Regions from separate parts of the Mus musculus genome. Here regions 2, 3, 4, 5, 6 and 7 are each linked to region 1. The links are chromatin loops, found by intact Hi-C in ENCODE. Cell type or tissue: heart. All regions are shown on one strand. Links, peaks and the distances in the headings refer to the core of each region. The heading gives the core; the rest is flanking DNA. Region 1 has its middle 14 kb from the start of 6030442E23Rik. Region 2 has its middle 120 kb from the start of Gm44689. Region 3 overlaps Gm36011 (a long non-coding RNA gene). Region 4 has its middle 24 kb from the start of Gm39034. Region 5 holds the start of Gm29328 (a long non-coding RNA gene). Region 6 has its middle 8.2 kb from the start of Gm29683. Region 7 holds the start of Gm36260 (a long non-coding RNA gene).

The links. A loop is a pair of places that touch in the nucleus more often than their neighbours do. Peaks named below come from ENCODE experiments on the same cell type or tissue, not always from the same donor. Only the 100,000 strongest peaks of a DNase experiment are listed, where the experiment ranks them.
Region 2: it touches region 1 in a loop (4-fold over the local background); 3 of 42 quality-filtered maps call a loop at or near these places.
Region 3: a loop joins it to region 1, with 7 times the contacts of the local background. A loop is called at or near these places in 5 of 42 quality-filtered maps.
Region 4: it touches region 1 in a loop (3-fold over the local background); 5 of 42 quality-filtered maps call a loop at or near these places.
Region 5: it touches region 1 in a loop (2.3-fold over the local background); 4 of 42 quality-filtered maps call a loop at or near these places.
Region 6: it touches region 1 in a loop (5-fold over the local background); 2 of 42 quality-filtered maps call a loop at or near these places.
Region 7: a loop joins it to region 1, with 3 times the contacts of the local background. A loop is called at or near these places in 5 of 42 quality-filtered maps.

What each region holds. Positions count from the first base shown.
Region 1 is chr7:71,228,364-71,232,789 of GRCm38, forward strand. No RefSeq gene overlaps it. Among named protein-coding and RNA genes, the nearest start is that of 6030442E23Rik, 14 kb to the left of the region's middle. In heart, for the core only: no CTCF peak of the experiment used is centred there; a DNase peak (open chromatin) is centred at 2,728; H3K27ac peaks cover 1,257 bases; H3K27me3 peaks cover 1,105 bases.
Region 2 is chr7:71,579,312-71,583,737 of GRCm38, forward strand. No RefSeq gene overlaps it. Among named protein-coding and RNA genes, the nearest start is that of Gm44689, 120 kb to the right of the region's middle. In heart, for the core only: a CTCF peak has its summit at 2,694 (motif pointing left); a DNase peak (open chromatin) is centred at 2,670; H3K27ac peaks cover 284 bases.
Region 3 is chr7:71,095,275-71,099,700 of GRCm38, forward strand. Gm36011 (a long non-coding RNA gene) reads right to left here. Exons shown (of 6, transcript XR_391596.1): 4 at 88-182. The region is part of intron 1 of Gm39033 (a long non-coding RNA gene); the gene reads left to right. Among named protein-coding and RNA genes, the nearest start is that of Gm39033, 6.5 kb to the left of the region's middle. In heart, for the core only: no CTCF peak of the experiment used is centred there; no DNase peak of the experiment used is centred there.
Region 4 is chr7:71,309,486-71,313,911 of GRCm38, forward strand. No RefSeq gene overlaps it. Among named protein-coding and RNA genes, the nearest start is that of Gm39034, 24 kb to the left of the region's middle. In heart, for the core only: no CTCF peak of the experiment used is centred there; a DNase peak (open chromatin) is centred at 2,136; H3K27ac peaks cover 1,054 bases.
Region 5 is chr7:71,368,258-71,372,683 of GRCm38, forward strand. Gm29328 (a long non-coding RNA gene) reads left to right here and starts at 1,975. Exons shown (of 3, transcript XR_001778177.1): 1 at 1,975-2,166. In heart, for the core only: no CTCF peak of the experiment used is centred there; DNase peaks (open chromatin) are centred at 574 and 2,734; H3K27ac peaks cover 2,112 bases.
Region 6 is chr7:70,343,836-70,348,261 of GRCm38, forward strand. No RefSeq gene overlaps it. Among named protein-coding and RNA genes, the nearest start is that of Gm29683, 8.2 kb to the left of the region's middle. In heart, for the core only: a CTCF peak has its summit at 2,627; DNase peaks (open chromatin) are centred at 2,486 and 3,876; H3K4me3 peaks cover 1,467 bases; H3K27ac peaks cover 1,580 bases; H3K27me3 peaks cover 2,899 bases.
Region 7 is chr7:71,377,254-71,381,679 of GRCm38, forward strand. It overlaps Gm29328 (a long non-coding RNA gene), which reads left to right. Exons shown (of 3, transcript XR_001778177.1): 2 at 1-170; 3 at 2,401-2,632. Gm36260 (a long non-coding RNA gene) reads right to left here and starts at 2,567. Exons shown (of 4, transcript XR_882213.2): 1 at 2,213-2,567; 2 at 150-230. In heart, for the core only: a CTCF peak has its summit at 1,993 (motif pointing right); no DNase peak of the experiment used is centred there; H3K4me3 peaks cover 588 bases; H3K27ac peaks cover 3,405 bases.

The DNA.
Region 1 (4,426 bases), core at 233-4,232:
TTTGTGTGATCCTATTTTGGATTTAAGCAATAACAAAACTTTTCAGAGCACTTTTAGTTTTAATAACACAGTTGAGATGAATGGAAAGTTTTATCCCCTGCCATTTTACAACATCTGGTCCTATCATTAATACCCAACATCTAAGGGGCACATTTATGACCTCCATTGCCAGGTGGTGTGTGGTCATAGCACACAGTTTCCACGCATGCTCAGTGCTGGTGCTGTGTGCTCTGTTGCTGTTCCATATTGTTTGTATTTGTCCTTTGTCACACTTCAACGGGCTTTTTTGACTTTTAATGCTTTCTTTAAAGATTAAAATTCATGCTTCAGTAAAATGCGCTTTCTTGCTGAAGCTGTTGCTATTGTAACACCCTAGACCTTTAAGAATTGTGTTCTTGTTGCTCCTTAATTCTTCAGAAATTTGAGTGACCTAATGCTTCACTCTATGATAAAGCCCAGTCATGGCAGAAATTGTTTAGAAAGGTGCTGCTGGCTTTGTGGAATTGGTATAAGTGTGCTTTCTAATTGTCTGCTTGTTGGATATTTCATTTAGAATGCTGTTTTAAAAGCAAGACCTCTCCCTAAAGTGATTTCAAAGAATGATGCTGTAACAACTCAGCCCTTCCAGTGTTCCCTGCAAGCCGGAAATCATTCTCCAGTGCAGCTTGTGACTGGGAAATTGTATGCAGTATAGCTCAAAGAAACAGAGAAGACACAGAAAATTGGCAAATTTTGAAACTCAAAGGAAGCTAAAGAACCATCCTATGCAGTGTCCCCCATGGTGACAGAAGGCATGTATGTAACCAGAGTCAACCTTCCTAGGGTAGACAGCAAGACCCCCACAATTGATTTTATGGCAAAAGCTTGATTGAGATCTATTTTAAACCTCATCTTCTCGGCTTTGGACTTCTCTTCAAGGAAGACAAATGCCCTTGAAAAGGAGTCTTAAAAGTATGATTCACAGACTCAGGAAGAATTACAGGATGCAGACAGCCTAGCGAAGTGCCTCCCCCAAGGACTTCATATTTCCTTCCTCTTAATCTGAGAGAGCCATTAAAAAGTTAGCCTGTTCCCTGGAGGCTCCTCCTCAGGATTCTCCTCAAAGGAAATGCTCACACGGAAAAGGTAATTTACCTAGACATGGTTTAAGAAGCAAGACTCCATTTCAGAGATTGGCAGTGCCTGGGTCTCTTTTTAGGACTCTTCCTAAAGTTAAGTAGCAAAGAGAGAATCAAAGGAAACATGTATCACAGACACACACACAGCACCCCTGTACCCATTATCATGTGTAGTCAACTCCCAAATTTGATAGCTTCATAGATAATATACAATCAAACGATACACATGAATCACACTCTCCCTCTGCAAACCAAGCTCCTGTTACCCAAATTTTGTATTCTGTCCAAAGAATGTTTGTAATTATTTGAGCTTCTAGTGGGAAATCTTTTTTTTTTTTTCCTGAGGGGTCGGGATGTGGGAGGAGAAGGAGATTCTTTGCTCTGGACCTTAGGGAGTGCTGTGGTCATTCCGCTTCACAGGATTTTAGGAAAGCAAACTCAAGAGATGATTCCCTTTTATGGCAAAATAACTTGGATGGATTCGCCTTTCCAAAGTCCATTGGAAACAAGACATGTGCTTGCAGAATCCTGCAGCTGTATCTACGAGAACAGCTTGGGGTCCCATCTTACTGGTTTCCTCTACTCATCCCTCCCTCCGATTTGATTTCCCTCCTCTATTCTGGAGTAGCGTGGCAATCTAGAGAAACATGAATGAGCATGTTAAATTCTCCAGTTTCCCCTCTGAAAGCCAATTGTGTTCTGTATAGATGAGAAGTTGACAACCACAGAGCATTTATTAAGAACGTTCAATTCTCTCAGTCCAGGGTCACAGTGGAACTTTAGCAATGGCCCCGAGAACTCTCAGTTTTGTTGCTCCAGTTGAATGGGGACATGCACTCAACCTCTGCAGACCGGTCCTTCAAAGGGTTACTAAACAGGTGGTTGTTAGGAGAAAATGGGATGGGATTATAAATATAGAAAAATGTAGAGAGAAAATCGTGATGTTAGAGATGGCCCTATGAGATGAAAGCTTTGCCTGTCAATACAACCCAGGAGACTGAGGTGGACCAAGGGTGGCACATCCACTGGCTCATGGTTTTAGAGGTCTGAAGGGTGTGCTTCCTAAACACTGGTAGATCAAAGGTTTCGATCAGGCAACCATCTTGTTGCTTCAAAGAACTCAATGCTTTATGTCTGTAAGCCTGAATCCTGGCACTGTCCACTAACCCAACAGAAAGAAGGTCATTCAAGGGAGCTCTGCGCATTCTCTCCCATGCAGCATAGCTTTAATGTGCATAGCAGTTGTAGCATGTGAATAAAAATCAAGCAGTGCAAACGGGGATGATTTCAACTACATCACATTTAAATAATGCATTTATAGAGCAAATTTAGGACAAATGACCGAAAGCATCCCTTTGGTCACCTAACATGCCACTCTCTGCAGTAAAGCTCCTCAGATATACTAAGGATTCATCTCGTTAGTGCTTGTCCTGTGAAACAGGAAAAACAGTGAAGAAAAATTCCCCTCTCATCTTATTTGCTTTGCACAAAGCTCAATCCCCAGGCTTGCATCTGAGACTCACATTTTTTTTTCTTGTGTGCTTCCTTCTGTATGTTTTGGCCGAGTGGGTGGAATTCTCCCTGATAAGCGGACCACCAATCCAGTGTGCACTGTGTGGGGTTGGCCCAGTCGAGTGGGCCCCACTGGGCCCCCCAGGGAAGAAAGCCAGGAATTCACAAGGGTTGATTATTGCCAGGGTTTTAGTTGTTTTTTCTCTTCCTCTCTCCTGTTTCTAAGCTATGTTCTTCCTTGTAAATCAATGCCTAGACTTGGGAGGCTAAGCATCCACCCTGATGGAACCCAGTCTCTGTAAGGGCGCAGCAGTGGAGATACTTTACCCAGGGATTTCACTAAGCCCCTTTAAAGAGTGACCTTGGGAGGCAAAAGGGAAGGGTCAGCCTGTGTATTGTTACTGGAGGCTTGCAATGGTTTAAATGAACTTCCATGGGTGACACATGTGAACAGGGAGCCTAAAACTATTTTTACTCATTAAAGTCAACACTTCACATCTAGCTTTTCATCTTATGTCAACAACACATCTGTCCACTGAGAATTCTGCCTTTAAAAAGTACAGAAAAATAAAACCATCAGGATTTTTTCCTATTGTGACTTTTCTAAATTTAAAAATATACTGCTTACTGTGTCTACATGTGTGGGGCAGGATAGACGAGTGTGTCCAAACACAGGTGTGGAGGTCAAAGGACACGTTTACTGAGGTGACTCGATCTCTGTTCTCTCAACCTTTACGTAGATCCAGGGAATCAGACCCGGATCCCAGACTTGGATGGTTAATGCCTTTCTTCATTGGTTCAGCTATATTTCAATCTAATTTTATAAATATGTATTCAGAGACCACATTCAAGTCACTGGGTGGGTTCTGTGTTGGTGAAATTAAGGTGAAGAACCAATATTGATATTTTCTCTCACTGTTCTAATAATTGGTAAACAAATATATCTTATCTTCATGTGGTTATCAACATTTTCTTAATAGGCTTGCTTATTACTGTGATCTCTCTTGTGTGCGTATGTGTATATAGTTGCTTTTATGTATGTGTACCTACTTACTGATGCCGTTCTCTAGCCTGCAAGAGCACACAGCCCTGGGTGTTCTCATGCCTCCACCTCTCCACCTCTGGTGTTGTAAATCTACTTCAACACTCCAGCTTCCTAAACGGGCTCTGGGATCAGAACCCAGGAATTTATGCTTGTACTGCAAGCACTTGAGAAAATGAGCCACTTCCCAAGCCCATGTTACTGTGAGCAACTTTTCCACCACCCCTTTGTATTTATTTTGAGAAGAGACATTTGTCGTATGACTGAAGGGCAAGAATTCATTACTTCATTTTTTGATCTAGGGCTTTCCTTACAACTTGCTCTGACCAATAGGAAGTAGTAGAAATAATATGACTTAAGGGGTTTTATAAGTGCTGTGGCTATTTTTTTTAATGCCTGGGCAGCATTTTCTCTCTCAAATGAGAAATGAAGAGTGTGCATGGGTGAATTTCCCCAACCTAGGCAGCATGGTCAAGCTTAGCAATGGCCAACTAAATCCCAGATGACCAACAGAGGACTATAAAAACACAGTTCACTAAAGCTAATAAGGTCTAGAACAGTTGATTGTACGATGGAAGTTAACTGAAGAAATGATCACATTCATCTATTAATTTATTCATTCATCCATTCTCAAACACTGGACATTCATCTGCTAAGCCCAAGTGCATGGCAGAAGCCTGAACTGCACAGTTGAGACTTCCAAAGGACACAGGTCAACGGAGCAGTAAATAAATGGGCATGCAAAGTGTTGAAA
Region 2 (4,426 bases), core at 198-4,197, 350 kb after region 1:
GCTGTGTGGGAAGACTGGAGTTGTGTGTTTCTCATCCACAGGAGCCCCTTTTGGTACTGACTTGGGTAAATGTGTATTTTATGCTGACTAACTGCAAAGATAACACCATCCTATCCTCACTCACAGTATCTGTGTATTTTTCCCAACTTAGATCTGTAGGACAACCTCATTTTTCTTTTAATTAAGATGCTACTTATGACAGTGCCATAGAGGACAATCCTTCATATGGAAAATAGACGCATGTATAAGGCAAGAGTTTAGCTTTGACTCCAACCTGCATTGTCATATGATGGGGCTTAAGTTACACTTAGGTGTGTCTGAAAAAATTCTCTTTTCTTTCTCTCTTGTTTCCTCTCATTTCTACTCCTTCAGTTGGTGTTTTCCGTGTTTCTCTTTATCAGAAAAAAAAAGGTGTGGCTATAGTTGAAGGCTTGTCTTTAATTAGGAATGAATTTACTGAGTAAAGAGACTAAAGGGTCCATAGGGCAGTTTAAGCTATATCACCGAATGATTTGACTCTCCAGACGCTGTGTCATGTGATGTCTGCAGACAGCAGGATTCTTCGGAATTCAGGGCCCGCAGGTCAGAAGCCCAGTGTTCCATTCATTTCCTAGGGTTGGGCTGCTTGTTCAGAACTCAGAATCCGTTATCCACATGTGTCGCAGATGCGGCAATACAAATATATGTTCAGAGACCTTACCTGGAAAATTCATCCTTCACCATCCACAACCTGATAAAAGGCCTGGGAAGCAAAGCTCAGGGCACTGAGGTTGCAGAAGCTGCACAGCACAGGAACAGTTATTTAAAGTGAAGCAAGTAGGGAGAATTGTAGTTAGAATTCAACTGTGCTAGAGACTTACGTACATTTTTTTTCTATAAAGACTGTTATATGTTATAATGAGGCACAATTGGGTATAATTGCAGGGGTGTCCCATGTGGGGAATCATGCCATAGCACAAGACCAGTATAAAGATTTATTTTGGGGAAGAGAAAAGGGTGGAGGCAGAGAGAGGGTGAGGAAGACAGGAAGACAAGAAGAAAGACAGGAAGAGAGGAAGAGATGAGCCAGGAACATGTAGGGAGAGAGACAGAGACAGAGACAGAGAGACAGACAGAGAGAGAGAGAGAGAGAGAGAGAGAGAGAGAGAGAGAGAGAGAGAGAGGTCTTCTTATATGCCTGGCTCAATGCTAGCAAGCAGCAGTGCAAGCTCTTGCAAGGTAACTATTGGGCAGAGCCTAGTGAATTGTCTGTAAGTGAAAACAGTCTATAAATTATTAAAGCTGTACATTTATGTATACATCTTTCTATTGCTGCTTCAAAAGTTGCTAGGGCTCCATTTGTCTCAGCCCCTCCCTTACTTTCTACACTCTCTATCTCTCTGCCTTCTCCCTTTAGCACATACATACACCCCTACAAAGTTAATTATTATTTTTTACTAAAGTTCCTTTTAATTCCCAATGTGTAAGCTTTTATCTATTGTCATAATCAAAGAAAAAAAATTCTTATAACTGTTATAATTATTTAGTCATCACTTCTTCTTAGTTGGAAAGATCTGGTCAAAGTTGATCCTGATTTAGAGAGTCATCAATTTCCTCCTAAATATCAAGGGTTTTCAAAATATAATTATTTCAGCAAGCATTTAATAGATGCACCGCCATGAGCCAACAAAGACTATCACCAGAGATGAGAACGGGTTGAGGAAGGTTGAATGGTGGGCATGCCTCTGTCAAGAACTGGCTTGTCACCTCTAAGACCCATGTCAACTTTGGAGGGGTATATAAGTTCAATTAAATAGGTTATAAAAATTGATTCTAAGCTCAGTGTTTGAAAATAAAATTTCAAAATAAAGTCTAAAAAATGGAATAAGTACATTTGTCTACATTAAAACTTTGATCTTCTGTCCTTCCAAGCCAAAGATTTTAGATGTCTGTCTACATTTTCAAATTAAAATGTGGCATGACATATGACCAAAATCAAAGCAAGGAACAGAAATAAAAGCAGAACTATCTTTTAAAGTCAGGATCTATTCCCTATGGGTATTTTTTATTCTTGGTGTGAGCATGATTTTAACATTAAAAAACAGCTCCATCACTCTCTTTTTAATCTTGTGCTATATTCCCCTTCTCAAATTCAATGTTTGGCAAGAGCAGAGCACAAAATAAGTAAATGTGGTGGAGGGGAGAAAGAAAGACAGACAGACAGATAGAAATAAAAGAAGGGAAAGAAAGAAAAAAAGAAAAAAGAAAGAGAGAGAGAAAGAAAGATGCTGTTTCTCAATGTCCAATGTCTACTGTTGCTGTAAAATAATTATAAGAAGATTTTGTTTTCACTGCAGGATTATGGTGGTAGTGTGCTTATGCCATTTTCTGAAGGACTCAGATAAAATGGGGACATTCATTATTTAAGTGGACATACACACACCTTCTCCAGGAACTAACTGACACATCATCTGATAATCAAAGTTCTCTCTTGTTTTCAAATATGTGGATTCTCTCAAGTGCAAAGTTTTATTTCTGAGTACTTCCTAATTTGATCCAGGGGAAACTATTAGTCATGCTAAAGCAACTCCCATTGGATCTTCGGCTGCATTACACTAAATTCCAGATAATTCTTTAAATAGGCACACTGCTGGCCTCTCTTGCTCCCAAGGAGCTATTTTTAACATCATGTGACTTTGCTGCCCTCCTGTGGCTGCTCCTTAGGGTTCCCCGACCTTGCTTTAGGTCTGTGGGTTCCAGTGACCCTTTCCATAGGCCATCCACACTCCAGTACTGACTATTCCTTGCCATTCATGCACCATTTACCTTCATGTGCCGGCAACAGGTGGATGGAGTGAACAAATATTCTACTAAAACATTTTAAGCATCCTTCTTCAAGTTGGTTCAGTGACACAGGAAGAACCATACCAATTTCCTAATTCAGGTAAATATATTCCCATTGGCTTTCCCATTTCTTTGATTGTTAGAGGGAGCATCTTCTGCTGTTCTCCTACATAGCTTTTTGAATCAGGCAATCTCTACAATTACCTTCTCATCTGAGCCACTGAACATCAAAATAGCCATAGGCAACATTTAACTGAATCAATATAGATGTGTGTTCTAATAAAGTTTTCTCAAACTATAAAATCGTGGGCTACTGTGGATGCTACTTTACCCCTATAGACCATGCGTTATCGCTTCTTGATCCCTAGTTATTTCCCATTATATTAAATGTTAAAAGAATTTTTCTTGATAAGTTAATTGATAATACATTAATGAATTAATGAAGCCCATTTAAAATCAAATACATTATTTTTGAAACTTCCCTTCTATGATTGAATTTGTAGAAATTCTGGCATGTTCTAGTTCAATCTTTTACGTTGTGTTCTCTACATTGGCATATGGAATCTCTGGGTGATTTTTTTCAATTATCAAGCAAGTAATCCATTACAACCCATCTTCACCCATCAGTTTGCAAGGACTCCCTTCTTCCCATTGTAGCATGGCTACTCCTCTTCAGGAATACAGTGTCTATTATTCTTTCTTCAATCGTTGCCAAACTGACACAGCTGTGAGCATCTTTGACCTGCCACTCTCTTTCCTAATTATCTCTAACCTGTCATAAGTTTGGCTTCTTAGAGACATTTCCTTAATATCAGTCTCTTCAAGTGTATTTTTCTGTGCTTGTTTATGTATCCTCACCATTGGGTAAATAATTTCTCAACTGAACTTCCTCTCATGTTGAACTGACATTTTCTTGTACTCAGTCTAGTGGCTTCTTGATAATAAAGTCTGTGCTTCTTATCTCCCATAGCTAGCCTCACCTGACCTCCCCATGCCCAGCTTCTCCGGGTTCCAATTTGACCATGTAATTTTTATGAAAGCCTTTCTTCATAGGGCTGTAAAAGACAGTCTTCCTTCCTCAGATAATTACCCCGGTGTCTATCCTTTCCTTAATCTACCCATACTTCCCTTAGTCATGTTTATCCAACTATAGACTCAGTCGCCAGACAATGGCTCAACCCCAAACACCATTATTATTGTATTCTGTGTCCTCCTGGACCAGTGCCCACTCCATTCTATATTCATCCTTTCATATTCTAGGTTTCTCTCGTTAAACTCTAACTCCCTAAGCAAAGGAATGCCTTAGTCTTCTTCATGTTTCTAGTACCACATATTTGACTTTGAAGGCTATGAGTAAAGATTGAATTAAAACCTGGACAAAAAAGTGAATAAACATAATAATGAATTTACTCATTGATGAGCAAAATATTCTGTGCTCCTCTTAATGTTGGCCTTGGCATAAGAAAACAGTTTCCCAAAAGAACATTCTGTCCTTCAAACTCTACTGAGTGTATTTGTACTGAACTACTTTCTAAACCTCCTCTGTGTTAAAACAAAACAAAATGACCAGTCCTATTGGATGCTTTGAACTTCAATTAAATAG
Region 3 (4,426 bases), core at 188-4,187, 130 kb before region 1:
TCAGAAAACTACGTGTTGATGCAGGAGAATGCCCTTGCCCTTGCAGATGCCTAATTAAGTCTTTAGGGTTTGCTATCTGCAGTTTACCTTCAGATGAGTCAGCTAAACTGTTGATGATTGGTGAATCCAGCTGCAGAAGTGCTCACTGTCCAATTCTTTCAGACCTTCATACACTTGAACATCTTTTAAAATGAAAAAAAAAGTGGGAGAGTATTACTTTGTATATTTTCAAAATCAGAGAATCTGTGAGCCAGAAAAAATGGGTCTTCTTTATGTTTACTGTCCTACCTATCTACTTGTAAGCAATGTGAAAATAACAGTTTTAAAATTTTAATTTATAGAAGACAGACTTGACAAGCAGATGTTACACGGTTAGTGATTATGAGTTTCAGTGTTCCTGTGTCAGAGAAATCAAATGTTATGCCAGGTTCTGGGTCCCTTGAGTCTTAGTTAGCTAATCAATGGGTTCCACAGATCCTATTGAGAATGTAGATCCCCTGATCTTAGGGCTCTTGGATGCCTGTTCTATTTTCATCCAGGACTATTTCTGAGATTATTAAATGCTGAGTTTAGTTAACTGAGGGATGTTACAAGCCCCTGGAGCTTTCTTAGGATAATAACTTATGCGTTTGAATGAAAAGGCAGATACGAAAGACAGACATGGTTCTACTGAAAAGAGAAACTGGTCAAAGCAGACTCTTGAAACACATTTAGTTGAGAGTCTACTCTACATCAGCAACCTTGAGGAAACTTCTCCTTCCATCCTTCCTTTAACCTTTCACCTCCCAATTCTCTCCCCCCCCTTCTTTTCCTCTTTCCAATTCTTTCAGAAAACCATTTATAATCCCCTTTAAGAGGGAGAGTGGCCACATTTTTGTATCCATTCCTCTGTTGAGGGGCATCTGGGTTCTGAAGAACTAAGACCAAAGTGTGGACACTTTGCCCCTTCTTAGAATTGGAAACAATCACCCATGGAAGGAGTTACAAAGACAAAGTTTGGAGCTGAGACAAAAGGATGGACCATCTAGAGACTGCCATATCCAAGGATCCATCCCATAATTAGCCTCCAAACGATGACACCATTGCATACACTAGCAAGCGTTGGCTGAAAGGACCCTGATATAGCTGTCTCTTGTGAGACTAGGCTGGGGCCTAGCAAACACATAAGTGGATGCTCACAGTCAGCTATTGGATGGAGCACAGGGCCCCCAATGGAGGAGCTAGAGAAAATACCCAAGGAGCTAAAGGGATCTGCAACCCTATAGGAGGAACAACAATATGAACTAACCAGTACCCCGGAGCTCTTGACTCTAGCTGCATATGTATCAAAAGATGGCCTAGTCGGCCATCACTGGAAAGAGAGGCCCATTGGACTTACAAACTTTATATGCCCCAGGACAGGGGAATGCCAGGGCCAAAAAATGGGAATGAGTGAGTAGGGAAGTGGGGGGGGGGTAATGGGGGACTTTTGGGATAGCATTCTAAATGTAATTGAGGAAAATACATAATAATAAAAAATATTTTAAAAAAAGAAAAGAAGGAGAGTGGCAAATGTTCAGTCTTCGTAAGCTGGGAATTCAAACTCGCGTATTTTAGGATGACTAACGTATCGGGTGCTGGCTATGTACCAGGCGTTCGAGCTTACTAAGAGGCTTGTTTATGTAGAAAGGCAGACTTCAAGCGTGGAAGTCATGCTTAGAGGGAGTGGAGGAAGATAAACAGGAGACAAATACTGACTGGGCATCTACTGTACTTCTTTTCTTTCTGTTTAGGTTAACATGGAAGAAATAGTCATACAATAGTCATTGTATGGTTGGGACAAAGTGACACTCACTAATAACCCTGTTGGAGAGATGGAGCTAGATTGGAGTGCTGATAGTCCAGGTAACCCAGAATTAAAACGAAAACTTTGCTAAACAACATTTCCTTTCAATCTGATAGTTCTTTGACCAATTCGCTCATCAGAGCTGAAGAATGCAGTATGCAGAGAGTCATCATGGGATGGCAGGACAGTAGAGCATATGGGTCTGATGTTCACCATAGATCTATGAAGTTCAAAGAATTTCTATTCCAAACATGGCAGAGTGAAAGTATGGAGTCCAGAGCAAGGCTAAGTGGGGAAATTACAAACCAAGCTTCGTTTTAGAACTTCAAGCAACGTTTAAGCCCGCCCCACCCCTCAGTGCTAAATCGTGGACCTTGAATGCCCCCAAGCTCTCTATATTAAGGGTTTGACAATCATGGAGTTATCTATCATGGAGTAACAAAATTTTAAGAAAGTGGGATCCTATGCTGGGAAATTTGGCCATTAATACTTGTTCTTTTAGAGGACACTGTTGAAATATCGGATCTTCTACTTATTTTTTTCAATCTAACCATCTTGAGGTGAAGAACCTTCTTCATCACAGGCTATTGCAACACTCCATAGGCCCCAGTGCAGCACTGACAACCAAACATGCACTAAGATCATTAAATATGCCTTCTTGTCTTTAAATACGTTGTCAATCTTTTTGTTACAGTGAGGGAAAGCCAACATATCCAGATGTCACCAAGTCCATTCTTCCTGAATCAATTGGACATAATAGAAACTAGTGCAGAAGGCTTTAAAATGAATTTAAAATAAAAAGTATTTAAAAAATCACATAGTCCCTGGAATGTTTCATTATACCCAGTGTACAAATAGTCCTTGTTATTACAAACCAGGTTCCATTTGCTGAAAACCCCTTCCTTTTAAGACTCAAGATCCCAATCACTCTTCTTCAGCCAATGTTGATAGTTTCAATAATACTACAGAGAAGTCTGATAGAGAAAGATACTAAACATGAATTCAAATGAATATCTCAACGAGGCATGGCTATAGCCAGTAGTTTTCAAGGACTGGCATTCAGCTGTAATTAATTTCATAACTATTTTTGCCCAACGAGTATAGCCACTGTACAATTTTAGCCTCGTGTGCTGTCTTAATATCCTTTATGCCATCTCAAAACTATTTTTAAACCATGTATTATTAAAAAAAAAATCCAACGTGGGTATTCATTAGGTTAAGATGGATGAGAATAAAGCTTTATCCTCAACAGATGCCCCACTTAGGCATAACAATCTAATTCTATTTAATTTAGTCCCTGGCATCCTTGCCTTCTCCTGTCAGACTGAATCAACCTGAGTGCTAATTTCTGAGGCAAAACCTCTGTGATCATTTCACTCGTGATTTAATCCAGATCTAACCTCAGGCCTTTGGAGGTTCAAGGTCAATGACCCAATTTACTCTGCCATCCGCCTCTGTGGCAGTAAGCATTGTTATTCCGTGCAAAGCTTTTTACTGTATATGTGATTTCTTTCCTATGCACCTTCACCAAATCCAGCAAGGAGGGAGAGATGGCTTTAGATGGCAAGTTGGTGGGAGCTGTTAAGGATTTGGGGTGTATGTCTTTGGGTGATTCAAGAAAAGAGGTGTTAAGGCAACCTTTGACCCTGTCAGCAGAAGCCGGCGGGAAGAAATGATTGGATTTATTCCAAGGAGAAAATTCTAGTCAGCGGTGTCCTAGTCAGTTGTAAACATTATTTTACAAAGAAATCCTGGACCTTAAATACTCAATACAAGATGTATTGAGGGATAAAGGTAGATACATAGATCACGCTGAGTATCCTCACAGAGGAATGAATACATATGAGCTCAACTCTTACACTACTTTTTCATCTTTTTTTTTTTTTTAACAACCAGTGTCTTTCTCATCTCCTTCACCCACAGTGGTTAATACATTTTGTGAATTTTCCTTTATGTTTTAAATAAATTTTCCCTTCTCCAGTGTCCCAGCAGCCCATCTGCCGGGAGCAGAGGCTCATTGAAGAGCCTCTCTTTAAGTAAAGAAGGTATCCCAGCGACACACAGCTGCACTCAGGGACAGCAGCTCCAGAGTGGTGTCCCTCCCACGAGGAGTTAAACTGGGTTTCTGTGTCAAAGATGCTGAATGGGATTGGGGGTGGAATTGTTAAAATTGGAAATGACCTATTTAACTACATGCGCCTTCCCCAGGACTGGTATAAATACGTCCAACTTTAAAATTTTTTCATCAGAATGAGCTTGTCATTGGCTTTGATGCAGAAGGGCTCTGTAGCGATGTCTTATAGGAAATGGAACATGGATGATTGATCTTTGTAAATCTCTATAATCTTTATGATATGTCAGTGTATCTTTTGACAGCAACAACAAAAAGTTGGCTTAAATCTCCCTGATGCTTGAAAAACTAAAGTAACAGGGTAGAGGTTGATCAGAGAAAAAATGGAAAGTCCTTACAAATTAAAATAATTTAATAATAACTCTCTCCTTTACAGAGGAGAAACAAAGGGCATAGTTGTGTAACTACAATATATATGTTGGGCTGGACATTGTTTAGCAAAATCCTATGTTATGGTTTCATGATTAGAT
Region 4 (4,426 bases), core at 126-4,125, 81 kb after region 1:
TCTATCCATCAGCCCACACACCATAAGCACTTATATGGAGACTGTTTAAGATTTTTACTTCCCAATGGTTATTAAATTCTGTGGAAAGGGCATTTTTCTTCAGGTACTTCTAGGTTATGTATGTTTCAGCAAGTGACCTATTACTCTATGTTCTCCATGAGTGAATTTTTTACTGCCAGGCAAGCATGCCCTGAGATGCACTGTGGTGCAGAAGATGGGATGTGTGATCAAAACACTAAATGTTCCATACAGGATTAGACCACTGGACTCGTGGTTTTGAAAACCTGCAGATGGCCCAGCCTGTTACCTGATGCTTCAGAAGCCAGGAATGAACTTGCGTGACGACCCCAGCCCTGAGATGCTGGGCTATATATTTCCCCAGTGGAAAATAGTAAGTTGGAAAGGAGAACCACTTTGCTACATATGTGGTTTCTAAAGGATTTTGTCTTCTCTACTCTGTCTAGTAGGCTCACCAGCAATTGCAGCACAAACTGTCACCATACACAAGTTGCTAACTCTTGGGATGTGACTTCTTAGTCTTCCTTGCCTTTGGTGATTAGGAAAGTTGTTGAATCCCATGCTCTGACAATATTGGACCTGAAGCAGAAAGCTGGCATGGGCAGGGTAGGAAGAGTGTGGGGAGGAAGCTACTGCGTTCCAGTGCATCCCATTCATCTTGCTTAGTTATCACTCTTGGCTGTTTTGATTTCCTGCTTATTTAGCCATAGACTGAAGAAGGAAAGAAAAAGGAAAGAAAAAGTGAAAGCCATTCTGTTCTTTTTTTTTTTTTTTTTTTTTTGATCCCTTTACATTTGAGGAAAATACCCACAAGGATACAAACACCCTTTCTTCACAAGACACCCTTCTCAGTCATACTGTTCTTACTATGAATAAGAAAAGCTCATGCCAGGCCTTGACTCTGTGGTGCACAAAGCACTCATCTTACTACCAAGCATTTTAATTTTTCTTGAATTTTTCCCAAATTTTCTTATCAGCTCCTCAGATAACTTTTGGATAGTTCTCACCATTTTTTTAGGCCAGCTGTGCCTACCATTCCTTATTTTAATGACCACTCAGGTTTAGTGTTAAAGAAAGTTGGCTATAGGATAGGATATGTTCAGTTTAATTGTGCTTGGTTTGTTGGCTTGTACTCAAATGAGTAGTTTCAGAAACATCTACAACCCAACATTCGAAAGGTCAGTAACATTTCACATTTGGGTATACTAGAATATTTCCTTCCTTCCTTTCTTTCTCTCTTTCTTTTCTTTCTTTCTTTAACTAATTAAAAAATGTTTTTCCTTGCACTTTATTTTGATCATAATTATCCCCATAACTGCCCCCCAACCCCCTGTCGTCTCTTCATTTCCCTTTCTTCTTAGGAGGATAAAAGAAAAAAATTCAAGACTGCCACAGACTACCTATAAAGATTGATATGGAATGCTGAAACTCCTCTATTTCCTATTTGGGGTCATTCTCCCACCCCTAACCCCAACCCCCTAAAACGGGTTTTCTCTCTCTTCCTCTTAGTATTTGTCACAAGAGGAGAATGGGATTTCATGAGCCTTCCATTCAGCTTGCAACTTCCTCTAAGCAAAAGGACAATAAATAAACAAGAAGATAAGACAGTCTCTTTGCCTGCCCATCCCCTTCCTTGGAACTCTAGGACAACCAGATCTATGTTCTTAGAATATTTTCCTGAATTAGAATTTTCTCTAACTCAGTGAGTTTGAAGTCTGTGTAAAACAGATAGCAAACAAGAGGCCTGCTGACACATGTGGATGTCATATTTTTATACATATGTGTGTATAAAAATTTTTTGTATGTATGTGTGTACACATACAACAGTACAAAATACAATTTTTTTCCAGCACTTTTGGTAAGCCAATCTTGTTGGCTACACTGATGAAGGTTGCAGGTAATTCTGTCCACAGTTCTATGAAAGATAAATGACCTCCTTCCCAAGGACACTTGGCCAGGCCTGAGTTTGAGTGTGTATGTGTATCCCTGCACGTGTGCGTGTGTGTGACTGTTTTCTGAAGATCTGACAAGGCATCTCGATCATTTCCTGGTTTTGAGGCCGACCCTCGGCCGTGCACACAGCCCCCCTCTCTGAACTGTTATTATTCTGTCTTGAGGCCTTCTTTGGCCAGGATGTTGCTTCATTTCCACCTTTTGTCTCCGCCTGAATGTGAATGATGCTCTTTCAGCAATATCCAGCCGCTTAAACTCCCTGCTGTTGCCTTACATAAATATACAACACCCGTCTCGCCCTATAACTCACTTCAGGCCTGGAAAAATAGTGACTTCCTTTATTGGTCCGATTCTCTGGCAATTCCCAACAGCTGTATGTTCGCACCTCAGAGGATCCTTATCTTCAGCTTTCCATTTGTCTCAGCACTATTCCCGGGGATTGCCAATAAAAATGATTCCCATTTTTATAACCCCTGAGAACACAGGAGCCAGCTTTCCAGAGAAACCATGTCCTTCCACCATCCCCTGAATAAACAAACAAACCAAACCTCGGGACTACTTAAGAAAAAGGTGCATTTTGTCTTCAAGAGAGATGACCGAAGGAGCCCAGTGCACAGGGACTCAGTAAAACGTGGAGTGTGGTCCCTAAACACATTAATTACGGTCAAGAAAATCTGTGTTTATTTCCCTCCTCATGAGAATAAATTGGGAGCTACAGCATGTGATTGTTAAAATAACACATGTTTAGAGGTATATTCAGTATCCATCTATGTAGGAGGCGTACATCTCTACAGGATATTATATGTTATTCCCTATGCTTTATCAGTTCATTTAACCATTTTTCAGTGCATCTGAATTCAGGGTTATTTTAGAACACATTGTGGGCGGGTCGGTCTATTGACTTTGCTCTATGTCTGAGATATAGAAAAGAAAGGCATGCACTTTTGAAGCTGAAATCACTGTTCATTTTAAAGTAGTCTCATCAATGAAGGGTCTTTATCTAATTAGATCCGATAGGCCTGAGCTTGGGCTCTGCAAGGTTCTGATGTGGGATGTGGGGTAAGGGGCATCCTCATACAGCTGAGCCCCAGTCAGTCACATCTGCTAAACAGAGACCAAAACCCTCCCTCGCCCCTCCCTTATCTGTTAAAACTCAGAAAGTGAAACTTACTAAAAAGCGAAGGGCTCCAGTGTGCCTGAGAGATGGGAGTCACATATTTAGTTGTTGCTCCATCAGGATAAAGTTCTGATCCTGACAGACAAGTCTGAAAGAAGAATGTCCAGAAGGGAAAGGTAAATGTGTGAGATTTCCACTGTTACAAGAGTGTGCCCAAGAATGAAAGAGCAAGAATATTAACCACTCACATGCCAAACTGCATCCACCAAATTGCAGTCGCACCAGGGGGAAGGAGGGCCGTGGCAGGCACCAGTCAATGCGCCCCTCTGTTTCTGATCCTGCAGTTCTCTACAGCAGGAGGAAAGGGGCCTGGTGGCTACTGAACTTGTGAGCCAGCCGGCTTGCTTGGGAACTCACTTGCAATGGTTAGCATCTCTGTAAGTGTGGACGACTTAGTTTCCGGCTTCTCCTCTTCCTACCTGACTTCCACTCCAAAGCATGAATGATAATATTGAAATTGACTTCAGCTGTGCTCCACACATTAAGCCTGCCCCGAAAGACAGTTTCAAAACGAACAAAAAATCTTCCGCTTAGCATGGGTGCAAACATAAATATACAGACAGACTCTTCACTCTAGCTCTCTCTGTTTGGAACTGTGTAAGGAGGCTGACTTTTTATACCAGCTCTTCTCTAGTCTTTCAAATTGGACCCATAGCTCCAAAACTGTCCCTCTGAAGGAGAGGTGATGTCATTTTCCATACAACATCATTAATAGCAGTCTTGAGTATTGCGTTGTCATTACCTCAAGCAGCTGTGGAAAGAACTTAACATTTTCTCAGGGTCAAATGTTCCCTTCTCAGTGGGGAAATTTTTCTGCTCTAAATGAAATGTTACGAAATACATTTTTCCCCCAGCAAGCTTTGCACCACCGAGAGCTGTTTTATTTATCTGACTGTTGTGAGTGTTGTAAAACATGCTGTCTCACATGGTAACACAAGCTCTTTTTAAGAGTGTGCCCTGAGTATTTGCAATTGTTATCGGGCCCAGATGTATCCTCCTGTCATCTTGAAGCTCTGCTAGTTGGCTCGGATATGCAGAATGTAATTATCTCAAAGGTCTTCATGCTAAGTATGCAGAAGCATATGACTAAGGGTAACCATTGGCTCCGTCCTGCCCACCCACTGCCCTCAAAGAACCTGTGACAAAGAGTAAAACTTACTGTTTATGGATTCCAAAGCTATTCAGAATAGGACAGACCTAGGTTTTCATAGAGCTTTGAATGAGAAGGAGCCAGTCAATATTGGGCTGAGGAAAAGAGACATGTTTAAAAAGAAGAAA
Region 5 (4,426 bases), core at 320-4,319, 140 kb after region 1:
GGAGAACAGGAAGTGTGGGAGGGACCATTGCGATATTGAATCTATCAGTCAAACAACCAAATAAACAAAAACTCTCTATGTTTTAGAAATGCTCCAAAATTCTGCTTCAGCTGCAGACATTATACTAGAATAGAAGGATAGAATAAAAATCTCTAAAAAAAAAAACTATAAATAAATAAAAATAAAGACTGGAGACCACTTTAATGGCAAGGTGGTCATAAACCGGAGTGTTAGAGTTTCACCAATATGACATCATTCCCAGTGAGACACCGAAGAGTCCACCATCTACTCCCTCCGCACTCCCCTCTCACACATCCCCTCTCCTGTTAGAGAGATGATGAAGCTGCTTCTGCCTCACAGAAGGATCATAAAAACCTGTATCCCATAAGCTGAAGTCAGCCCAATGAACTACACAAACAGCAATAACCAAAACAAAGCAAGCAGGAAACGCGCAGCATCTGTTATGATCGCACAACCACAAGACAGCTGTTTAATCCCAACTGTTAGCATAAGATCATTTGAGTGTTTGAAGAGCGATCCCATTTGGATATCCCCCCACTTATTTATTTATTTCTTAGCTTTTCCAAGAGTGAGGCTTTCTCAGCTGGAGGACACGATCTGCGCTCCTGGCTCTCTCCCCACTTTCACCCGCAGCTTCCGAAGGAGAGAGGTGATGTGATTTTTTTTTTGAACTATAAATACTCCGAGGGGAATGTGGATGGCTGTGTGGTCTTCTAATGGAGCAGGGCATGGCCCTTTCTCGGCCTCTGGGACCCAGGTTTTGCTCCCCAGAACATTCATAAACCATGCTGGTCAGATTATGGGAAAAGGCCCTCACATGAAACGCACTGGTGGTCTAAGCCAAGTTCTGGTACGGCTGAATTTTCTCAGCACCACCCAAGGTTGGAATCAGTCCCTGTGAAGTTCAGTTCCAAAATCCAAAAACAAAGTCATTAGGTTCACAATTGTTTAGGAAGGGTCAGTGAAGGATGTCAAGAGTTTGGGTGGCCCATTTAAATGCCCACAGTGGAAATGTGGGTAAGACATCCAGTTAGCTCAGAGTGGTACTATAGATCTCCTCTCCTCTCCCTCCCTTCCCCTCCCCTCCCCTCCCCTCCTTTCCAATTAAATCCATAGCCCCTATTTGTAGCTTTCCCCAAATGCTCTGTGAAGAACACACTCTTCACTATGGCTTTCTGGCCCAGGTGTCACGCAAGAGGCTGGTGACAGCAGCAGCTATTCAGAGCTGATCATGTTGTCTCTGAGTAAAAGGAGCAGGCCATGGAAACAGGAGTAAGTGTTAACCTTGAAAGCTGCCTGAGATGCCTACGCCACACATCTCTCCTCACTTCCTCTTTGAAATATTTCTCCCAAGCAAACCTTCCATGTTGGTCTGTGCAGAAAGACATATGAATGCTACTAAGCTTATCTTTGGGGAGAAAGTCAAAGCTCAAGTCTTTTGAAGGCGTAGGAAAAAATTGTCCTAAATCTGACTCTAGAACAATTCTTCTCTAGGTCATGTCAATCTTGGAAACGGAAGGAACGCCTTTTTTCTCTATGCATTTTCAGCTGTAAGTTTATAAAAATACCTGTTGTATAAGAGCAAGTCAGGTTTTGGAAATGACAAGTATTGTGGTAAGAATTCTGGAATGATCTCAGAATGAATGCTCAATACAACCATCATTATTGCTCTTGTTTATGACATCACTACACCTCCTTGAGCTATTAGCTTATCCTCTTCTTAAGTACCCTCAAGAAAAAGGTAAACTATATACTGACACTACATTAATATCTACACATATCCTAAGAAAAAGAAAAGCAGTCAGCTGGGGGAGTCAGTCAAAAGATTAACCACCCATGATAGAAAGAATTAAATTCTTAGGTCAGTCTATGGCATGAGTTTTTCTCATATTTAGATAAAGCATTTTACCTTTAGTCTGCTATTCTTTATCACACACACACACACACACACACACACACACACACACACACACACACAGTTGCATTGCACAGGAGGGAGGCAGAGGTCTCTACAGATTATGAATATCCATCTCAATGTTCAACTTCCCCAACACAGGACAAAATCACCAACATCTTCAATGGGAGAAAATCCTTTATCGGCTGATTCATTTCCATGTTTTGTTTCTGCAGGAGACGGGATATCCTGTGAGTCTATGAGAGGGACGGGACTTGGTGGGATCATTTCAGATATGCCATTTAGCATTATTATTGTGGTTGAGATGGTGAATCTGGTATTATATTTATCAACTAATTTTCATTTTTGGCATTTTCATTTTCTTCTGCTTCCTTCCCATTTTACCCTGATTTGAAAATTACTTAGTAGGATTTGGAAAACATAATGTAAAGAAGTCATATCCCCCTGCATTTGCTACTAAATGATGAAGCAGTTGTTGTGTGCCCTGAAAGCCCTTAGTTTGCTACTAAATGAGGAAGCAGTTGTTATGTGCCCTGAAAGCCCTTGGTTGTGTTCCATTCTGTTTTCTGTAAGTTTGGAACCAGTAGGCCACACACCTTCCCCTGATATTAGAGGAAGGGGAACAGAGGAACCAGGCTACTGAGAGACATTCCAGTGTGAGCAAGCTCACAGAAGTCCCAAGTATCTCTTACAGGCTCATTAGTCAGCCCAAACCAGGAAATAAATATCCTCCTGTTTTGTGATCACCCCCTAGCTACTGCTGTAACAGGAAACATAACTGAGAGGAAGACATCTGAGCACTCTGCCGCCCCAGTTGGAAACCAGCCCTTTCCCATACCTCTCCTGAACTGTAGCTCTGAGGGAAGGAGCCCCTGATTCCCCCACTGCACCGGGGTTACCTTTGACTTTAAAACAAAGTTTCAGGAAACTATTTGTGTGGATTGTGAGTTTAGGTTGCCTTTTGGTCAGGTACAATCCTCTCCGTTTTACAGCGACTTGCTTCTGTGAAACACAGCTGAGGATTTTCTGCACACCGTGTATTTCATGGCGTAGAAAACAGATCTCTGCCAGAAGTCAATGAGTTGGGATTTTATAAATAGGTTTATCTAAAGAGAAGCGAACTAGAAATAAGATTGGTTGACACCTTGGGAAAGGGAACTTTTGAGAAATTAAGCAAATGTAAATTAACCAAAGCTGATTTTGTTTTGTTCAGTAGGTAGACCATAAGCTTCTGGGGTTTTTTTTGGGGGGGGGTTGTTTTCTTGGGTTTGCTTTGTTTTGTTTAGCTGTCTTAGTCGCTCATGCCAGGGTGGCTTGACCTCAATGTGGTTATTTTGAGTACAATTCACCAGCAAAAGCCTCAAGGTTCCAGGCTCCAGAAACGGTAGCTCCCAGTTAGCAGCTCCAGTGGAAACCCCACCATATATTCCTTAGACTTCCTTATCAACCACCCTGGGCACACTCACCAGGGTACACTCTTTGCTTCATCCTACCTCCTGCCCAAACTCTGTTTCCTGGTTTGCCCATGTCCTGTGATATACGCAGCTCTGAAAATTAAGATTGCAGCTTTGATTTCTCTAACCTGCATTTCCCTTCCAGATTAGTGTGGAGGCCAAAGGGAGTTTCTGCTTAACGATTATCTACTTCTCTGATTATTTCATTATGTAGCATTTTCTTTATAACTCTGAGTTATGAGCAGGACTTGAGAACGTCCTTAATATTCTGAGGTATAACCAGAACTTCAAAAATTACCTCCCTCATATCCTTTGATGGCTTGTATCTGGGGGACGTTTTGAAAACAGAAAGTGTTTGTGGCCGTCTTCTAAATAGCTGGTCTGTTTCCCACTGAGTCACCTCTCCCCTCTCACCCAACAATACACACTAATTATGGGGGCAAGTGGAGGTCATGTCCCTGGCTGGTTCACCCCTATTTGCCCTTATGAATCTGATTGGACATAACTCAACACAATGTAGAGAATTCATTTAATCTGACTCATTAGACAATTCAAAGAGAACATTTTATACCTCCAAGTATATCAGAGTAGGATTTGTTTGCTTGCTTCATTGCTTTTTGTTATTTAAATTGTGTGTGTGTGTGTGTGTGTGTGTGTGTACTTGGTAATTTATATCCTGATATCTAGAAGGAAGATAATTCTCACAATTAGGTACAAGTATGTTTGATGGATTTGAGAGAGAGAGAGAGAGAGAGAGAGAGAGAGAGAGAGAGGGAGGGAGGGAGGAAAGGACAAGAAAAGCAGGCTATGCAGGTGTGTCTCCATTGGTAGAATGCTTGCTCCTTATGCTTGGGTTTCTTTCCTGGTAACATATAAACTGGCTATGACAGTATACTCCTTCAGTCCTAGCACAAAGGAAGTATAGAAAGATTAGGAGTTTGAGTCCAAACTCATCTAGACAGAAAGCTTGAGGCAAGCCTAGAACAATGAGATCCTATGTTCAGAAAAAGAAGAAAAAATATTTCCATTGAACAAA
Region 6 (4,426 bases), core at 316-4,315, 880 kb before region 1:
GAAACCACGTAAGGAACAAAATGGATTTTTATGTCTAGGAGCACTACCACTGGGTCAGAGAATTTCTGCCTGGCCAGAGGAACTTAGTGGGTCCAGGTGGTGTTGGTAAAGAAGAGAGACAGCCGATGAAGAGAGAGGACAAAAACAAACAAACTGGAATACAACAGGAAATTCTTAAAAGTGGTTCTCTGTTTTACACACACACACACACACACACACGAGGGGGGATGGATTTTATTAAACAAATAAGCTAACAACCGAACATTTCTACTTCCATCACAGGCTAAGAGGCATTGGAATCTTGGACCTCGGACTGTCTTTACTACCTTGTTCATTCTCTCCCTCTCCCCTCCCTTTCTTCTCTGCGTTGTCACAAAACCCCAGAAGTTCCTGATGGGGAGGCAGTGACTCCTTATTGGAGGCGAGGAGGTCGTGTTTCCAAGTAGAGACATCAGCAAACCGCAATCTTAGTGACACTGACAGCGCAAAATTATGTTTAATGTTGGAAGGGGGAAAGGGGAAATATAAAATTAGCGCAGAGAAAATGTTTCCCAGACCTTCTAGCAATTAGGGCAGAAGTTTTTTTCATGGTCATATCAGTGGGGAGCCTACTGGAGCAGGGAGCCGTGACCTGCCAGGCTTGTGCCCTAGGTCTAAGCAAACGACCCACCTGTCACGGAGTCTTCACTTCCTGGGAAGAAAAGTGACACTTCTGAAGGCTATTAGGGGCACTCCACTCTGCCCAGACACTTCACCGGGTTCTGAACCTTTTTGGAAAGAAAGGGATATTCTAAACACCCCATGCTGGAGGAGGTGATAGTTTGGCTATCATTGGCTGGTGAAGGGGACAGAGGTGGAGATGGACTTTTTGTCCTAGACCCCACCCCTACAAGCGGGGGTGGGGGATGGGGGGAGCTGAGACCATGCTGAGGGGAAAGGTTTTAAAAATATATCAGCACCCCTCTTTCCAGAACTCTCTCTCTGCCTTTGCAGCCACTTATGGGCTATGGAGACCCCATAGGCTCCCCTCTTTGTCTTCTGGGCTAGATATTCACTCCTTTATTCTCACGAAGCAGGGAGGCCAAAAAAGAGTACCAATAGCCTAAGGGACTGCCCCAGAGACAGGCAGGGACATAAATGGTGACACTTTGACAGAAGCAGCAGTTTCTGCTCCATGTAAATGATTACTAATGAAATAGTGGGGTTTGTTTTGTTTTATTTTGTTTGAGAGAGAGATAGAGAGAAAGAAAGAAACAAGAGAGACCCCCCCCCTGCACTGGCTGTAAAGAATAAAATTTGCCTTTGTTGGGAAAACAGTGTACTTTGGTAGATATTAAGCCGTTTTCCTTCTTGGGTGTAAGGCTACAGGAGAAGAAAAAGAAAGTAATGAGTGAAAAAGTCACTTGTAAATAATACAATTAAAAAGTAAATTTATTAACAAAATCCTAAAACAAAGCTAAAAACAGGAGACAAGAAACTGTTGGGAAGGCAAGGAGGAAGTAGAAAAAAAAATCTGTGAGTATCACTGAAGAATTCAAAGGATAAACTGGAGGCAAGAGCAACTGCCATTCCTTCTGACATTCCTAACTAGCCTGCTTTCTTGTTAAAAGGAGGGGAGCAGCTAGCCCTGAAGGTTGTAGTTTTATACTTGTATTTTAGCAACAAGTATCAAAAGATCTAAACTAATTGATTGCCGAGTTCCTTGGCCCTCCTCCAAACAGCAATATAGATTTAATTGTATGTTGCTTAAAACTCCATTTCTTGAACAGTGTGAAACATGTAATAAAAGCCATACGCCGTATCGAAGATTTTCCCCCTCTGCAAAAGCATAAATACTCAACTGACACTTGGAAGGAAAAAACATAGCTAATACCCCTAATGGGTTAAATTGGGGGGGGGGAGATCTGAAAGGGGTAGCTACATAATAAAATTTAAACTGTTAATCCATTTTAACTCATTCAAAATAACCTGCGGTTGTGGGTGGTGTTTTACTCCGGAGGGGTCATGGCGAGGAGACCCCACACCATACACCTGACTTGTTCTGAAGCGTTCCATCAAAACCGCATTCCACTTAAGGAAAGTTCTGCCCTTTCTCGAACAGGACTAGAACAAATTTGAAAGTTGTATCCCAACTACGGGGCCAGGAGTTCTCTGGCCAAGAGCCGTGGGAAGGCATTCAGCCGCTCTTGCTCTCCTCCGGCTTCAGTCTCCATGCAGACGTTGCCGTTGCCGAGAGCTCTTTAACAGCGCTGCGACAGCCTCCTTCTGCCCCTCCCGGACAGGCCCTATTCGCCCCATTGTCCTCTGTTATCCGTGACCCATAGTGGCTGTCCCAGTCTAAAGCCAACCCAGGTGCCTCCTCCGGCAACAGCTTCACGAAGAAGGGAAGAGCCCCGGCGCCACGCCTGCGATTTGGTCCGGGATCAAGCGCTGCAGCCAAGTTCCTGGCCGCCAGAAAGCAGGAGGCTCCGCGCATCGCGGGCCATGCCCTGTCGCGGCCACGAGGGCTGGCTGCAGGCGGAGAGCTGTAAAAATCCACGTGAGCCGCCCCTCCTCCTGCTGCCCGCAGCGGCCCCTGACACTGCAGCATTGAAGCCAGTCCGGAGGTCCCCAAGGTCTCCAAGTGTGACAGTACTCGGCATAGCGGGTAGATGGCACAATTTTCTAACATTTAGAGAGAGGAACCCACGCTGGGAGCAATAAGTCCATTTAAAAGCCCTTTATTTAAGAGGAACAAAGATAACTGACAAGCGGAGTACAGAGACATCTCAATGAAATTTCCAAAGAAGAAAGAGAATTCAGAAGCCAACGCAAATGCGAACTGGGCTTGATGGAACAGGCCAGCACTAACCCCTCCTCGGAAAAAAGGGGGTGGGGGAGGAAGAGAAAAGACAAAAAGAAAAGAAAAGAAAAAGAATAAAAATATAGTAGTTCATGGGACCGTGGGTGTTAAAGATCACAACCCAAACCAATTTCTGAAAATCCATGGTCCAGAGAACTTTAAATGACCAGGTGGACAAGGCAGGGTCAGGTTGTGAGGAACAGGATCAGGTTAGAGGAAAAGGTCTAGAAGTTTTGCCCCACTCTTGAAGGCTACCTCTGGTTGGTCTTAGTGGGATTAAGGAGTGTGAGGTAAGGTGGATAGACATACTCGCCTCTCCGGAGGCCTGAAGACCAGAGGCATCTGTCCTAGAGCTGTGCCCTAACTCAGTCAGACAGCATCCCAGGCCTTGAGAATCTAGTCAAAGCCAGAACATTTAAGCTACACAATTGCAGACTCAGGAGCAATCGCTATCTCTGCCAAACCAAGAAGGATGCTGGAGCACTCAGTGATGTCACACTTCATTCTGCCCTTAGAACCTTTGCTCCCCACCTGTAAATCTGTAGGCCAGGTACCTACACACTCTCCAAGAGAGGAAGATCCAAGGCCTTTGACAGAGGAGGAGGGATTTAGACACCAGGAGATGGATGAGACCTCCCCTCTGGTCCTCCTGGGTCTGAGTTGGCCCCGACGACCCTGACCTGCCTGCCTAGCTTTGGGAAGGGACACAGCGGCTAACGCCCGCAGGGGGTCAAATGATTGTATTTGGGTGGGTGCTCGCCGACGTATTTGCTGAGTAAACCTCCCTCGCTGTGCTGAAGGCGAATCCCCGTTGATAAATCCATCATTACCGTTTGGATTCAGGGAGGCAGCCGCGCCACTAAATTCATCTTACATTTGTAGCGCTTTAATAGACATTTATTAAATGCTTTTAGAGAGAGGCATGGGGCGCGTGATTACATCCTAGTTATAGACAGAACATAAAGACCCACGTTAACACCCATTTGCAGGAAGGAAGGAAGAGGTGGGGAGGGGGGTGGTAAGGCAGAGGGATGAAGCGTGGAGAGATGGGGAGGGCGGGGGCCATCGAGCCTGGGCGTTATTAACAAGGCTTGCCTGACGAAGCTAGGCGCAAGGCGAGAGCCACGGGAAGTCTCAGGCTGTAGAGGGAAGCATCCGCCCCACTAGCAGGTCGGGGTTTCCCTTTCCTTGTCCCCATCAATTCCCGCATGGGGGTCTCCTATTCTCTCTGCCAGAGCACAAGGGATGCCCACGCTGCCTCCGACCCTCTCTTCACTTTCTATCAGATCTCTCCAGCTAAACTAGGAAGAAATAGGAGGGACTTACCGAACTTCAGAGGCCTAAGACCCTGTTTAGGACACCCTTTGCCTCACATCTCCCAATAAAATAAGTACAGAGCTAGGCCAGGCCTTTTGCAGTATAAGCAGATGTTTCTACCATCCAGCAGGGTATCCCCGCAGGCTTAGAGGGCTCTTAGACCTGGCAAGTTGGAAGGCAGGATTCCTTCTCTGTCCATCACCAAAACGAACTCTGGATACCCTCTATAAGCCTCGGACTCTCTTAACTGAGAGTTCTCTTAACTGA
Region 7 (4,426 bases), core at 222-4,221, 150 kb after region 1:
TCTCAACAGAAATGTCAGCAGCATCAGCAACAGAGTAAAGGTGCTTGATAGCAAGACAGCAAAAGAAATCGTGGATGTCGGTTCAGCACCGTGATGCTCGTACCGTCCACTGGAGCAGTTTGAAGAAAGACTTTCATTAACATACTTACACAGCAGTTGGCATGCTTCCGGTAAGAAAGGGCGTAGTATACTGTTTTCCCTCTTTAAGTAAAATGTTTGCAAGGAAACTCCTGTAGAGATAGAGAGATGGATCAATGGGATTAGTGAGTAAAATGCTTACTGAACAAGCATAAAGACCTGAGTTCAAATCCCCAGTACCTATATAAAAACTGATGTGGCAATGGGGGTCTAAAACCTCTAGGGTTGTAGGGACAGAGACAGAAAGATCCAGGCTTAATGGTTGGAGCAGTAAGCTTTGGGGTCACTGGAAAGACCCTGTGTCAAAACAAAGGTGAAGAACAGAACTGAGTACACAGCCATCCATACATGTATGGACCCATACAGATCACACACACACACACACACACACACCACATATAGATGTGCACAAAACCTAAATAAACAATAGCAAGCACTTTCTCTTTAAAAAGAGGACTGTTTTGTTTGTTTGTTTATATCCCAGCCCTAATGTCCTTTCTGGAATTAGGCCTGATGTCCCCGTCATTTCAATGTCAGTCAACATGCCCTCACGAGCCAGGTACTAAAGCTTACAGGGCCAGTCCGAAAAGAGAACAGAGCCAAAGGCTACCCAAATGCAAGCTGGTAGCATAAAGAGCCCAGGGAAACGTGTAGCTGTCACTAGCAATCAAACTGGAGGCCAGAGAAAACTTCTCTTTGTACAAAGAGCTGATCACATGTTGACAGCTGGAATCTACATGGCTCCTTATTCAATAACCTCACGCCTTGCCCGAATTCCAACATCAGCAGCACAATAGTGGCCCAGAAGCAAACTGACACATTCCACATGGTCCAGCTGTCCCATCCCCTCTCTGAGGGCCCCCTCTCCTCCTTCTCTGTCTCCTTTCCACTCACTAAACACATATCCAACCTAAAGGGGACCTACATCGCGGATGTCATTTCCACCTGCCCTTTAATGCTTGGCTGTATGTGGAATTCGACTTCTGTGTGAGAGATGAAAAAACAAACAAACAAACAAACAAAAATAATCAAAAACTCAATACAGGAAATAAACGAATAACAAAACTCACATTCCTTTCAGCTTGCCTGCAAGTGAGGGAAAATATGTAGTATGTGACCAGTGTCTGCCCCAGCACATTCTTGACAGCACACTACAATCCCTTTCTCTATATCAGTGTATGTGGCTTAGTTGATGACCTTTAACACAAGGAGATGTGACCTGTGGCATATCCAGTGCTAATTAGTGCAACTTGCTTATATTGCCTGATGTAATACAAAAACAAAACAAAACAAAACAAAACAAAACAAAACAAAACAAAACAAAAAAGTGTCTTCTGGGAGGAGACACAAAGTTTCCACAATACCCAAGAGCCCACAGCACCTTTTTTGAATACAAGTACATTTTGTTTCTAATTTTGGCAGCACCAACCGATCATACTTGTTTAATATTCCCCATTAAGTCCGTCCAGAATGTTCCCAGGAAGAAAGTTACATTAGGGGCGATGTCTGTTTATAGTATTGTGTACTTTGTTTAACAGAGAAGTGCAGAGTGTTGAGGCTATACAAGGTATGACACAGAGACACAGGAAGCAGTCCCCTCCCCACAGTGCAGACATGCACTGTTTAAAATGCACCCTTGGCCAAGGCAAGAGGGTACACCTCAAGTCTCAACCAGTCAGGAAGCTGAGACAGGTGGATTACAAGATTAAGAGCTCAAGGTTAGTCTGAGAAAATGGCAAGTTCCCATGTCTCGAGGGCAAAAAGAAATATATCCCAGGCAGCATTAAGTATTTAAGCATAACGCTGGAAAACTGAGGTGGCTGAGAAGGGTGTATGACGAGGCAGCCATTATTAATTTCTACCACTAGGGGGCAGAAGGTAGTTCCTTTCCGAACTGACTGCTAGGCAATCAACCATCACATCCTTGTAACATTGAAGGCACTTCAAAAAGACTCAGATGTTTAACTATTGCACTAGTGATCATACATTCATATTGGGCTGCAGGCCAAGAGAGAGGGGGCGGGGGAAATCCAGAGACTTGCAGCTGAAAGGCTATAAAGTAGTGGCTTTTTACCTTAGAGCGGAACCCATCTTCAGTGACAAATTTCAAAGGCCATATGTAGGAGATTTCCATGAAAAGCAGACGACCCCAAATTTCTTTGTTTAACTAGGAGCGATCTTCTTCACAGAACAAGCGGGTTCTCCCCTTCGGTTCTTCTGGTTTATTACGCCGTTAAGGAACTCCCGTTCCTTTCCTTTCAGGTGGCACAATCAGGATTCAAGGCAGAGCGCTTAATGCCAAAGGGTATTTCATTGACACTCTCAGCACCAGAATCTTCAAGGACTTCACCCCAGGCACAACGATACTGAAGCAAATGAACGTTTAGAGTGTTCTGATAAAGAACGATGGGTTTTTGTTGTTGTTGTTGTTTTGTTTTGTGTTTTTGTTTTGTTTTGTTTTTCCTTTTAAATTAAACTCTCCAACTCAACTGCCTTTCTTCAGTAACAACTCAGTGTTCCCAATGCAATTTTCCAACTGGAGACATCATGATTTTTTTTCTTCCCCCACGTACTTAAAACACTAAAAGGGATGAGTCATTAGAATTGTGGAGATTATTTCTAACAAAAATAGTTTTGGCTCATGGGACCTCTTTAGAATGTTTACTGTGTAGGCTTGATAGCTGGATATTCCTGATTGTATTTTACACTGGAGACTCGGATGCTTTGAACATACTTCAGAACGTGCTAAACAATGAGAAACATGTTTTTTAAGAATCCATAGCAGACAGTCTGGGGGCTATGGGCAGGGTCTTTGCTAGGCAATCAGGGAATTTATAAATTCAAATAATGTTTAATTTTTATTTTTTTAGAATGAAGTTGGGTTTTTTTATTTTTTATTTTTTTTTTTAGCTCAATTCATTTTTTTTTCCTTCTTTGAAGAAGACTGTGATCCCAGGAAAAGCAAGCAAGGACCTCTGTGAAGTGCTGGGTTTGGCACGTTCCCTGCCCCCACCCTTCTGGGAGCACAGGCCTCTTTTGTAAATAGAGATAGTCAGAAAGGAGACGCACCTCTTCTGCACCAGGAGTGTTACTTGATACGTACCAATATTTCCTGACAGCGCAACAAAGCAAAATCTCAGGCCTTATGGTATCCTTAGACGGCTAAATATTGTTTGCTTAAGTCAGCTTGCCCCAAACCTTTTATGCAGCCTGACAGTTGATTGGGACAAGTCCCACTAACTTTCTTAAACTGTGCAGTCATCCGTTTGGCGGCCGGCTCCGGGGGTTCCACACGAAATCCTCTTTAGATAAATTCATACCGGCGCAGGGCGATTAGTCTTACAGCCTGCTTGATTCTCTCCTCTTTAAAGACGACACTTTCATGAGCAGTGTGGGGTTGAGGTTGTCGCCTATTAACTGTCTCTTTTGCCTTGCCTGAAAAGCTCAAAACTGGTGGAGAAGATGCAAACAGTGACAAAAAGGGGAGGGGGATGAAAAAATAGAGAAAGAAAGACAAGTAAAAAAGAAAGACAAGGAAAGGAAAGAAGAGAAAAGAAAAGAAAAGAAGCAAGAAACAAGAAAGCACCTTTTTTTCTTTTTGCTGACTCCAAAGATGACAGGTTGAAGTTGACAACCTAATCCTTCAGGCTTGTCTTACTTACTGAAGGCTCAACTAATGTCAAAGGAGGCATCTGATAGCCGTCTTCATGCCAAACCTAACAGCTCTATTGCAACAAGAAACTTTCACATTATATTTTCATGTGTTTTCCCTGCACACTACTTCCTAACTTTACTGCCCACCCTTCCCTCAGCCCACCTCCAGCCCCCTCATTTTTTTTTCAAAGAGAAGAAGTCTTCTGGGCTGCAAAAACCAAAGAGAAACTGCTGGAGAGGGCCAGCTGGGAGCCAGTCAAATTAGTGGATTATTATTACCTTGGGGACCTTAGAAATCAAGTTTGTTGTTGACAGGCCCCTGTTTCTGTAAGAGCCATTAGGAGCTGAGATGTAAAGGCAGTTTGTCAATCAGCACAACATTATTTTCTTAAGTGGGTAACGGCCATTTGTCTCTTTTAGTTTGCTACTGCTGCCTGCAACCAAGTTTACCTCAATTGTTTTGTTTTTTTGTTGTTTTTTTTTTTTTCCTCTTGAATCAGTAAGAATATCAGTTCACACAGAAGCAGAGATAATAATTTTATAATTTTCTTCGGAACCTAGGCTTGTAACCCGGGAGGAGAGGTGAGGGGCTTTGGTAGCCTCGATATCACCAAGCAATACCAACAATGTTAGG